Regions from separate parts of the Homo sapiens genome. Here all the other regions are linked to region 1. Evidence: chromatin loops called from intact Hi-C (ENCODE). Cell type or tissue: HepG2. All regions are shown on one strand. Region 1 holds the start of RTTN (rotatin). Region 2 holds the start of LINC01909 (long intergenic non-protein coding RNA 1909). Region 3 has its middle 7.6 kb from the start of LINC01910. Region 4 holds the start of TMX3 (thioredoxin related transmembrane protein 3).

Region 1 (2,500 bases):
GGAACCACTAGAAGGTGGAATGGAGAATATCCAGCATGCTAGCAGCAATCTTGCCCTTCCTCTCTTCTTCCCAGAGATAATATGGCCACCTTGAATTTTGTTCTTTTCCCGAATTTGACACACTCCGTCTGGATTCTTGCCTTTGCAAATACAGGTTTCTCCTGCAGGAATTTCCTTACCCAACTTCTTTGTGTGGCAAACTCCTACTTACTCTTTAAGATCCAACTCAAATATCATCACTCTCCTATTGACACACATGAGGAGGCAGCAAGGCACTCTAAATAGAACAAAGAAACATCAGGTCAGCTCCTCAATCTGTCACTTACTAGTTAATGTGACTTTGTGTGGGGGTACTTTTGTGATTCTAAGTTTCCTCTTTGGCAAAATAGGAATGGGAATACAGTAGGCCTTTGCTGTCCACTGGTTGCACACAGAGAATTCAACACACGGGATGGAAAATATTCGGGAAAAAACCCCACAGTTGAAAATAACAATACAACAATTAAAAAATAATATGAATAAAAGTACAGTGTAACAACTATTTACATAGCATTTACAGTGTATTAGGTATTGTAAGCAATCTAGAGATGATTTAAAGCATATAGGAGGATGTGTGTAGGTTATATGCAAATACTACACCATTTTATAAAAGAGACTTAAGCATGGGTGGATTTGGGTATCTGCGGGGGTCCTGGAACCAATTACCTAGGGATACCGAGGGCCCACTTTACCTGCCTTGACATCCCTTTCCCAGGGAACGTGAAATGATCAGACCGAGAAAATGCAAATCATTTTCCAAATGTAATTTTGTTGTTGTTCTTACCGCTGCTTATAATTAAAAAAAAAATAATTTGCTCAGCTCGATCACTGTGCACGGTGCAAAAAATCAACTTTGGTACCATTCAGCAAATCATACCCCCACGTCCCGCCTTTATTTTCCTTTTTTGCAGCCCGGTTTCTCTCTTCTGCTCACTCATACCCGCCCACCCCGCTTTTGTAGCTTGCTTGTTCATATCTGAACTTGGGTATCCAAAGACACTGCTTGACTTTGCAGGTACATTTCACAGTTAAAGAGGGTTCGTCATTTAGTAGTCGGGGATGGGGAGAACTGTCACAAAGCAAAAGTCTACATTCTAAATCGTGAAGTTCTGGGAGCTGAGAATCAGATTGGCAGGGCCAAGAACGAATCCGTCGACGAGCCGGGAGGCGGGGCTCCTGCTGGGGCCTCTGCAGCCCGCGCTGGGTTCCCGAATTCCCGCGCTGTAAGCCGGAACCCCAGGCCAGCGGGCGCCGCGGCGGGCCCGGAGATCGGTGCAGGACGCACGGCCTAGCCAGAACTACAACTCCCGACGTGCGCGGCGGCCAACGCTGGTTCTATCCCTGCTTGTTGCTTTTTTTTTTCCCTCCGCTTCTTGCGACGGAGACTGCTGTCCAGGAAGTGCGCAGTAGTGATTCTAGAGAGGCTGGAAGCTCTCCTGGCGACGCTGGGGCCGCGAAGGGCTCACGTAATGACTCCTACTCCTGGTGAGCGCAGGCGTTGCGGAACTCACCGTCCCACAGGACGTGTTTCCGGGGGTACATTAATTGTGGCTGGACGCAGTGGCGCGGCAGTTTAATTCTCCGGCGGCTGCAGATTGACGGGACGAGATGGTCCTGGCAGGGCTCATCAGGAAACTCGGTAACTGTCAGCTTGCCCCTCGCCCAAGGCACCCCCCGCGCTCTGGCCACTTGCTGAGAATGGTCGTGTCACGTTTCCGCGGCCGGCCGCTCCGCGACCGCTCCCTCTTTCACCCCCGCTTTGTCAGGATAGCCCCCGGGGACCCATCTCGGACTTTGTGTAAACTTCGCGGTTCGCGTCCCGAAGGCACCAGTGGCCTGCTTCTGAAAAAAACTGGTTTATTCCGTCTTCACGCCGCTCCTGCCCACAGCATAAATAACGTAGTCTCTTTGCAGTCGGGAAATAAAATAGTTTTGTGCCGTTCGTTGACAGGTCATCAGCTGGCCGAGATCAGGGAGCGCGCTCTCAAGAGTATTCTCTGCAAGATTGAGCACAACTTAATCTGCTACGCTGATCTCATTCAGGAGAGGCAACTTTTTCTTCATTTGCTGGAATGGTTCAATTTCCCGTCCGTTCCGATGAAGGAAGAGGTTCTGAACCTGTTAAGCAGATTGGTTAAGGTAGGGTCATTTTGAAATAAAGAAAATAATCAGACGAGTGACTTGTTTCTTAGTCATTTAATTGTAGCGTTTATTGAAAGTTAAATAATTGGGGTTAAAAGTTTTTTTAATCAACCAGAGATGTTTAATTTTAATTAATCTGGGTATATGGTTCATCTTTTATTTGTGATACTGAATCCCACATGGTCTCTGCTGTGCTCAGAAGTAACACAGAACTTCTTTTGAGTTTTGGTATGTTCTGTGTTTTTGAGTTATCTTTGGAGGTTAATATTTGTATTCTGTTTTTGTTTTCTGACATTTACATCTTAAAAACTAGATATGT
Region 2 (2,500 bases), 130 kb before region 1:
CCACCAGGATATTGCAAAGATTAATTATTATTAAAAACAAAATGAAATTATCAATCCCTTCAGGAATATGTTTGCTGTATTAATATAAGAAACTATTTTCATGGTTTCCTTGATTTTTATAGCTGTGCTTATTGTGCCCCTTCTCAATGAAGGAGATATTCCAAATTTCTCCCAGACAGAAACTGATTTAAAATCGATTCAGTGGCTGAAGAACCCTGTAATTGTCCCAGCGGGTTCTTACTCTGCCAGGTAAATATTTCCAAGAACTAACATGCTAAGTTTGAGACTGGTTATTCATAATATAACTGTTAAGAGTTGTATTGTCTTTGAGTTTCTTTGGGGTTACCTTTCTTGAATCCCTATGATTTTGTGCATCCCACTCATCTGTGTCAGTGTATGTTCTTCAAGACTGAGGGATACGAGACCTGGCAGGAACAACCTACTTGCTAAGGAAGGACATTCAATGTGTACTTAATAAGATGTTCAGAGGTAGATTTTCCCAGACTGGTCATGGGTCCCATGCTCTTTCTTTCCTTCCACTCCAAATCTGCAGCATGTTTAGTTTTTGTCTTTAAGTTTCATGATTCATGGCCACCCAATCATTGCCACACTTCTAGACAGCAAGTCTTTACCTGACCCTGTACACGTCAGGAGTGGAGAGACTGCAAAGATGGCAAGAGAAAACTCTTCTCCCAGGCCTGTCTCCTTTCATCCAGGAATGAAAATCTCTCTCAGTCTTACATCTATTGAATCTCATGGGCTTTCTGGCTCTGCAAGGGTGGCTGGAAAAAATGAGTATCTTGCTTTTTCAGCATCTATATTGAGAGGCAGGCAAGGAAAAGGTGGATGAAGACCAATTAACCGAAGTGTCTGTTACAACTAACAAATTCTTTTTCTCTTTTCCTCTCTTCTACTCCACAGAAATCATTGCCTGTCAACAGCCTCCACCCCCACCTCCCCACCCCCACTCTTGGGAATGGACTCTGACAAACTCACCATCAGGAAAGTTGATGTTTCCCATCTAGGATGGAAGAATGGGATTCTGAACTTTGTCACTGTTTCTGAAACGTCATCAGCTCCTGTAATTGCATGGTTGGGACAGATCTATTTAAATTGCTTTGAAGTTTTCCCAGGAAATTCCCACAAAATTGTGCAACCCAAGGAATTGAGGTGGAAAAAATGGCACTGGCATCAATTTGCTTCTCACCACGACCTTGTGAAGGAGGCAGGTAGCCACTCATATTTATGATTTAAAAAATGAGGGATCAACAATTAAAGGGGTAACAGTTCTAGGTGCTTGGACTATTAGTTTTATCAAAAACACAGTCGGTATAGGTTCATTGACAGCTGGCATTCATCATCTGAAATTAGATCCCCCTTTGAAATTATTCTTTCTCTCATTTTCCTTGCTTTTACATAGAAGTTTTTTCTTTTTTTTTTCTGTAAATAGTTAGATAATGGCATGGGATGACACTGCAAATAGGCAATATACCATACAATCAATTCCATGTATTAATTCCAGAACAGTTTCCTCATTAATGGAAATACAGGATGCATTCTGGTATCATTATTGTTGACATTTCTCTTTGCTTTTATTATATTCAATAAAATATTGTATTCAACAGCTTACCTCAGAGAGAAGTTTGATGAGATTTGATTGTCCTTTAGTTTTATCTTTATCACCAAGACAGGACCCAAAACCTGTCTTCCTCCTAGTGTGGCAGGGCTGTTGCAATGAAGCACACAGACAACAAACACATCTTTCTAAAGCTCTCCTTCATCTGAAAGTAAAGATGACAACTTGATATGAATAAAACCCATAGAATTTTGGAAAATTTTGATGTTTCTCAATCTGCACTCTCTGATTGGGATTGATTTAACTGAGAGTAACAGAAACGTTGACGCTGCTTAAACAAATAAGAGGTTTATTTATCTTGCAAACACTATGAAGGTATTCATTTCAGGGCCCAGTGCAGCTGCTCCAGGGCCAGCTCATTTGACCTTTCAGCTTTTCTGTCCTGCATGTGTAACTGCTGAGCATCGGAGAGTTACATTAGCAAGCCAGGAGAAGAAGAAGAAAGATGAAGAAGGGAGGATAAGTGGCTATAGCAGGAAGTGGAACATTTCCAGAAACCCCAATAAATGTATATCTTGCCTGAACTACATCTCACAACCATCTTTAGCTGCAAGAGAGTCTGGTAACTGTAGTTTTTTCACTGGGCACACTGCCATTCCTGTAAAAATTACAATTTTCTTAATGAGGACGAAATAGAGACATGATGTTGCCTCAGCAACTAGCAGTGTACACCACACCCATCATCGCCAGGCAAAGTGTAGTGTCATGATTTCATTTGTTAGTCATCACTTTCAACATCTATTGCCATAGTAAACATAAGCCAAAATGATTAGATATCAAAAACTGATCTACCATATTATTTTGTTTTTCCAATAAGTAATAGCAGCCTTACTCATTCACCTTTGAGAAGAAGTTTATTTTATA
Region 3 (2,500 bases), 170 kb before region 1:
GGGGTGAAGCCTTTGTGAATGGGCTTAGTGCCCTTATTATAACAGAGCCCACGGAGAGCTCCTTGCTAGCACCACATGAGGTTATAATCAGAAGGCACCGTCTATGAAACAGGAAGCAGGCCCTCACCAGGCGCCAGATCTGCCTTGATCTTGGACTTCCCAGCTTCCAGCAATGTGAAAAAAAGTTTTTGTTGTTGTAAGCCTTCCAGTTCATGGTACTTTGTTACAGCAGCCTAGTAAACTAATAGACGTGGTGAAATCAATTCACCTCCAAGCTGACCTGGCTTGGTGCTTCCTAATCATGAATGGGATCTCTGGTTTTCTCCAGTCAAATTTGAGGCTATTCTCACTCAGAAGCATTTCATCACGTATCTTCCAGGCTATAACTTAATTGATAGGTATAGATGTATTTCCACTAACAAAACTGCTAACTTTGGGGAAGGAAAATGCTAGAGTCACCTTAAGCCTCATGCTTTTATCAGACAGACACATTAATCTGGGTCTGTGTACAAAAATTGCTTCCCACACACTCTCTGGAGTCTCAGAGGACCAGGGAAGGAATCTGGCAGGAGACAAGCAAAAGGCGATACACAGTCCACAAAGTGGCACAGGGGTTCTTCCGGCCCTGAGGCCTGTTGACATCACATTCATCATCCCTACATGCCAGGGCTCTGGCGGGCTATGGAGAATCCTCTGCGAGAGGGAGGATGTTTGCACGAATAACTTTCCTTTTGAACTCTTTCGACATTAGGACCTTATGCCAGGCTGCCTCATTTACCAAACACTTAAAAGATCAGGACTGAAGCCGTAGAAGGGGCTTCACTGGGAAGATGTGTCAGCCACACCGTGCAGCTATGTTGCAGTGTAGTTGCATGAGCTGTCCCAGATACCAAGTATGGAAGTTAAAAAAATTAATAAATAAAAATAAATGAACAAATCAAAAGGAGTAGGTGTGGTGGGGAGGGAGGAAGAGCAAGCACATGGATCATGCACTTTGGGAAGAGAAAATAAAAGAGGAATGAGTTTTCTTTTATCAAGGAAATCTAAATGACATGTTCAAGACCGTAGCAACCAATCTAAGTGTTTCCATTCTCCAAACACACAGATGGACCCTGGAGTGAGAGGGTGGAGACAGCAGTAAATGTGTTTTTCTGTCTCGTTGGAAATGTTTTTCCCGTTGATCTAGCAACACTGTTACATCGGTACAAATGCCCACAACCTTAGGAGAGTTAGGTTCAGGCCCAAAGTCCATTTTCTTGGTTAATCATTATCCAGGACTGTTTAAACCAGGCCATTAAGCTATAACGTAACATGCAGCCACCTATATGCTTGGATATCTGTGTAGTCTGAAGTGCCCTTTCCTTTGCATTTCCTTAAGTATCGAATTAATTTGCCTTTAGAGAATGAATTGATATTTTTAAGCCTATTTGATTGTTGGGTTTTTTACTTAAAAACAGTCTTTATTAAAATAGTTTTATTAAAAAACATAGTGGCAAAATTTCAAATTATTTCAAAACGTTTCATGCTCTACTTCTCTGTTCCCAGCTCTGCTCTAGTCACCTCAAAGAGATTCAGTTTGACTTCACATTTTTTGTAGGCAGATGTATCCACCAGCTGACACTGAATAAAAGAGCCCTTTCAGTTACTGTCCCTCTGGGCCCAATGGTAAAGTCACCAGTCCCATGAACTGGTCACCTCCCTAGTGAAGCGGCTACGTTGTCTGGGGTCTATACCCCGAGGTTCGTCATTGCACGACAGGAAAATGTAGGACATGGACACACACAAGGAGTTTAGGAGCAAATGTTTAATAGGCAGAAGAGAAAGAAAAACAGATCTCTCCATAGACAAGGGGGTCTCCCAGTGGAAAGGACCAGTCAGGTTTGAGGAAGCCGTGTCTGATTTACATAGGGTTCACAGATTGGTTTGATCAGGTATGACGTTTAGATAGTGTGTGGGGAAGGCTGGTCGCGCCACGATAATTTTATTATGCAAATGGGCTTTCCAGTTGATGGGTGCCATCTTATCTGGTCTTTACTGCACATGTGACTGACAAAGGGAAGGGAGGATGGCGCCGCCATCTTGAACATGTCTACTCCCTAGTTCCTGCAGGCATTCACTTGCCTGTCCCTCTGGGCCAAATGGTAAAGTCAGCAGTCCCATGAACTGGTCACCTCCCTAGTGAAGTGGCTACGTTGTCTGGGGTCTATACCCTGAGCTCGACTTCATAGGCTGCTCTTTATTAAAAAATGATCTGGGCTGCTTTTCATGAAAAAGAAAACAAAGCCTTACTGAAGACTCCCATACCTTCGTTATCTGCCTAAGTGATTTCTTTTTAACTCTTGTATCATTAGCAAGGAAAATGTCAGCAAAGAGGAAACAGGAATACGCAGCAGAGTGACAATTTGCACTAAGATGAGAGCAAAGTTTAACCAAATGGAAAAGCCAAATCATTGGTTACAACTTTACTTTACAGTGGAGATTACAAGTTCTTTTCATTTAT
Region 4 (2,500 bases), 1.5 Mb after region 1:
CTGAAAAGCACAGATCTAGGTCAACTGGCTTTTGTTGTTGTCCACATGTGAACTTAAACTGTAACGCAAATATAAGAGGAAATTATTTCACTTTGCATGCTGTGGAAGACAGAAAACTTTGAAATACATGAGAATGAAAAAAAAAAATTGAATATGGGTCATTCAGAGACCTTGCCAAGAAAGTAGAAAAGCTTCTGTATAAGAGTATCGAGGCGATGGTACTATTATAAAGCTGTTCCACCACCACCGGGAGAACATTCCCATCATTTCAACAGTCCCCTTACGTTTTAGTCTACTTTTTTCTTAAAAAAAAAAGAAAAAAAGGAAAAGAGAAAGAAAAAGAAAAATTGAATCTGTAGAGGGCTTGCGCTGGATACCATGCTGCATGCACAAAGGGGGTGACATTTAGGGCTTGCTCTCAATTAGAGTGCAATTTAATCTTCTAGTCACTAGGAATAACGACGTTTTATGACATTTTTGCCTGTTGGAATTTTGAACCTAAGGTGAACCGGCTGACATCATATCCCCCTTCTGTTGTTGTCACAGGTTTTCAAAATTTGGTTTGATCTAAATTCTCTGGTACCTTATGTCCCATAAAAATTTCATCTAGTTCGTAAGTAGTGATTGCTGCAGTAACCGTCTTATAAAAGTATATGGTTTTTACAAATCATTGTCGTATAGAAGAAAAAACAGGTAGCAATATAAATATTTCATACTACTTTATCTAGTTCCAAAATAATCAGAAAAGAGCCATCAAAAAATATCCTACGCTTAACTTCATGTTCTCAAGTTTCAAGAGAAAGTTTTTAAAGAGGCAATCCTTACTTTGGCAAAAATGCATTAAAGCTTGCTGCATTTAAGAGATGTCCCATTATGCAAACAGGTTGAAAGAATATTACAAATACGTTTTGGAAAAATACGGAGTGTCGCGCAGCTCAGCAATCCGCAGTCTTAATGCGCGCCTCTTTCCAGGAATTTGATCCAGCATCAAAACCCACAGGTGCACTCACCACACGGGAGTAACAAGTAAATGATGTGCCAGTATTCAACCTGCAAGTGCGTCGTCAGAGCCTACCTCACCCTCAGCATAACTTTCACCGGTATTCACCTTCCCGGAAACGCGCCCCAGTGAACCAGCACCGTTTTCCCTAGTAAAGCCCTTAAGCAGGGTTCCCACGCTCCTGGGCGTGGAGGGGGGCACCGAGAGCGCAAAGGATTCTTAAGACATGACTGCGCAGGCGCTGTCGCATGCGCCGCACTCCCCTCGCATGCGCCGCACTCCCGCGCATAGCCGGAGACGGAGACTGGCCGGGTAGCCCCGCCCCCGTAGTTAGCGCGGTGCTTCTCTTCCGCTCCGGGTCGGCTCCGTTTCCCTTTCCGGGCGGGCAGGCGGCGGACCCCAGTGTCTTTATCCCTCTTTTGCACAGTCAGCTTCTGCAGCTCTCCCGGGCTAGCATGGCAGCGTGGAAGAGTTGGACGGCCCTGCGGCTCTGCGCCACAGGTAATGGGGGCTCAGCGGTCGGGACGCTGGCGGGCGCGTGGGACCTGGCCCCGCCGTGGGGCCGGGATTGGACCCGGGTCTGGGGCGAGGCCTGCGGGGTTCGTGGAGATGCCCACCCATTCCCGGCAGCGTCCTGCCGCCCCCGCCGCGCCACCCTGCCTGGCCCTGACGGAGCGGACACCTTGGGGTCCTTCCGCCGCCGCTGTGCCGGACCAATGCTGGACGTGGGAAGGGCGCGCTGCCTTGTGTTTGTGTTTTTCTCATTGTGGCAGAAGTTTCAATAAAGCTTACTCCTTTGATGGGCAAGAAGGATGCCGCCGTCCCAGCTTAACGACCAAATCTTGCCTTGGCTTTAGGTTCCGAGTCTTGTCACGTTTAAGGATTTTTACCACCAGTACTCAAGAGAGGGTGGTCGAGGACAGATCAGGGTCAGGCCGCCGGGATTGTGCGGTGTGAAAAGGACCTGAGTGTGTGTCAGCGGTTCTCAGCTGCCTCCCGTCAGCATGGAGTGCCCTCATTCTCACTGGGGTCCGCTCACTTAACAACCTTTTAGAGCCCACTCTGTGTCAGGCACTGCCGTGTAATAAGTATTAGAGTTGCAGCTCGACTTTCTTCCTACGTATCTATTTGAGGGGAAATATTTTGAATGGCATTTGGAGTTTTTACGGAAGAGGTAATTGCTACTAAAGCAAAAGAAATAAAGAAGAATGCTGTCTATTTGTATTCCAAAAAGATAGGATGGTTAAAAAGAGACGTAAGATGAGAGTGAAAATATGGAGGAAAAAGGAACTGTGTGTATTAGATTTATTGGCTTACCTAGAACTTGGCCGGTCACGATATGGTTGCATACAGACTAAATATTTATTAAATGGATGAACTACCTTTGCTTTTGCATCATTTGCACCCTGGGATGCATCAGTGATGAATTTTTTGGTAGGTTGTGAAAGGTCAAAAACACTTCAGAGATGACTAAGCTTATACGGTATGAGCCAAATAATC

The links. Hi-C counts contacts between places; a loop is a spot of excess contacts. Peaks named below come from ENCODE experiments on the same cell type or tissue, not always from the same donor. Only the 100,000 strongest peaks of a DNase experiment are listed, where the experiment ranks them.
Region 2: a loop joins it to region 1, with 5 times the contacts of the local background. A loop is called at or near these places in 7 of 110 quality-filtered maps.
Region 3: it touches region 1 in a loop (7-fold over the local background); 8 of 110 quality-filtered maps call a loop at or near these places.
Region 4: a loop joins it to region 1, with 7 times the contacts of the local background. A loop is called at or near these places in 16 of 110 quality-filtered maps.

What each region holds. Positions count from the first base shown.
Region 1 is chr18:70,204,806-70,207,305 of GRCh38, reverse strand. It overlaps RTTN (rotatin), which reads left to right and starts at 1,619. Exons shown (of 49, transcript NM_173630.4): 1 at 1,619-1,678; 2 at 1,991-2,178. The coding sequence starts at 1,648. It overlaps LOC105372180 (a long non-coding RNA gene), which reads right to left and starts at 1,517. Exons shown (of 3, transcript XR_935599.3): 1 at 732-1,517; 2 at 212-277. RefSeq lists enhancers at 1,220-1,459, 922-1,551, 1,470-1,579, 1,790-1,919. In HepG2, no CTCF peak of the experiment used is centred here; a DNase peak (open chromatin) is centred at 1,385; H3K4me3 peaks cover 2,304 bases.
Region 2 is chr18:70,334,637-70,337,136 of GRCh38, reverse strand. LINC01909 (long intergenic non-protein coding RNA 1909) reads right to left here and starts at 1,698. Exons shown (of 4, transcript NR_126336.1): 1 at 1,631-1,698; 2 at 997-1,079; 3 at 633-815. LIVAR (liver cell viability associated lncRNA) reads left to right here. Exons shown (of 2, transcript NR_146458.1): 2 at 922-1,629. RefSeq lists enhancers at 1-4, 1-292. In HepG2, no CTCF peak of the experiment used is centred here; DNase peaks (open chromatin) are centred at 1,066, 1,976 and 2,326; H3K4me3 peaks cover 1,951 bases.
Region 3 is chr18:70,375,715-70,378,214 of GRCh38, reverse strand. No RefSeq gene overlaps it. Among named protein-coding and RNA genes, the nearest start is that of LINC01910, 7.6 kb to the left of the region's middle. In HepG2, no CTCF peak of the experiment used is centred here; DNase peaks (open chromatin) are centred at 184, 664, 1,204 and 1,624; H3K4me3 peaks cover 468 bases.
Region 4 is chr18:68,713,937-68,716,436 of GRCh38, reverse strand. It overlaps TMX3 (thioredoxin related transmembrane protein 3), which reads left to right and starts at 1,329. Exons shown (of 16, transcript NM_019022.5): 1 at 1,329-1,501. The coding sequence starts at 1,456. It also overlaps a transcript of CCDC102B not described here. RefSeq lists an enhancer at 1,002-1,071 and silencers at 1,272-1,401, 1,582-1,681. In HepG2, no CTCF peak of the experiment used is centred here; a DNase peak (open chromatin) is centred at 1,256; H3K4me3 peaks cover 2,187 bases.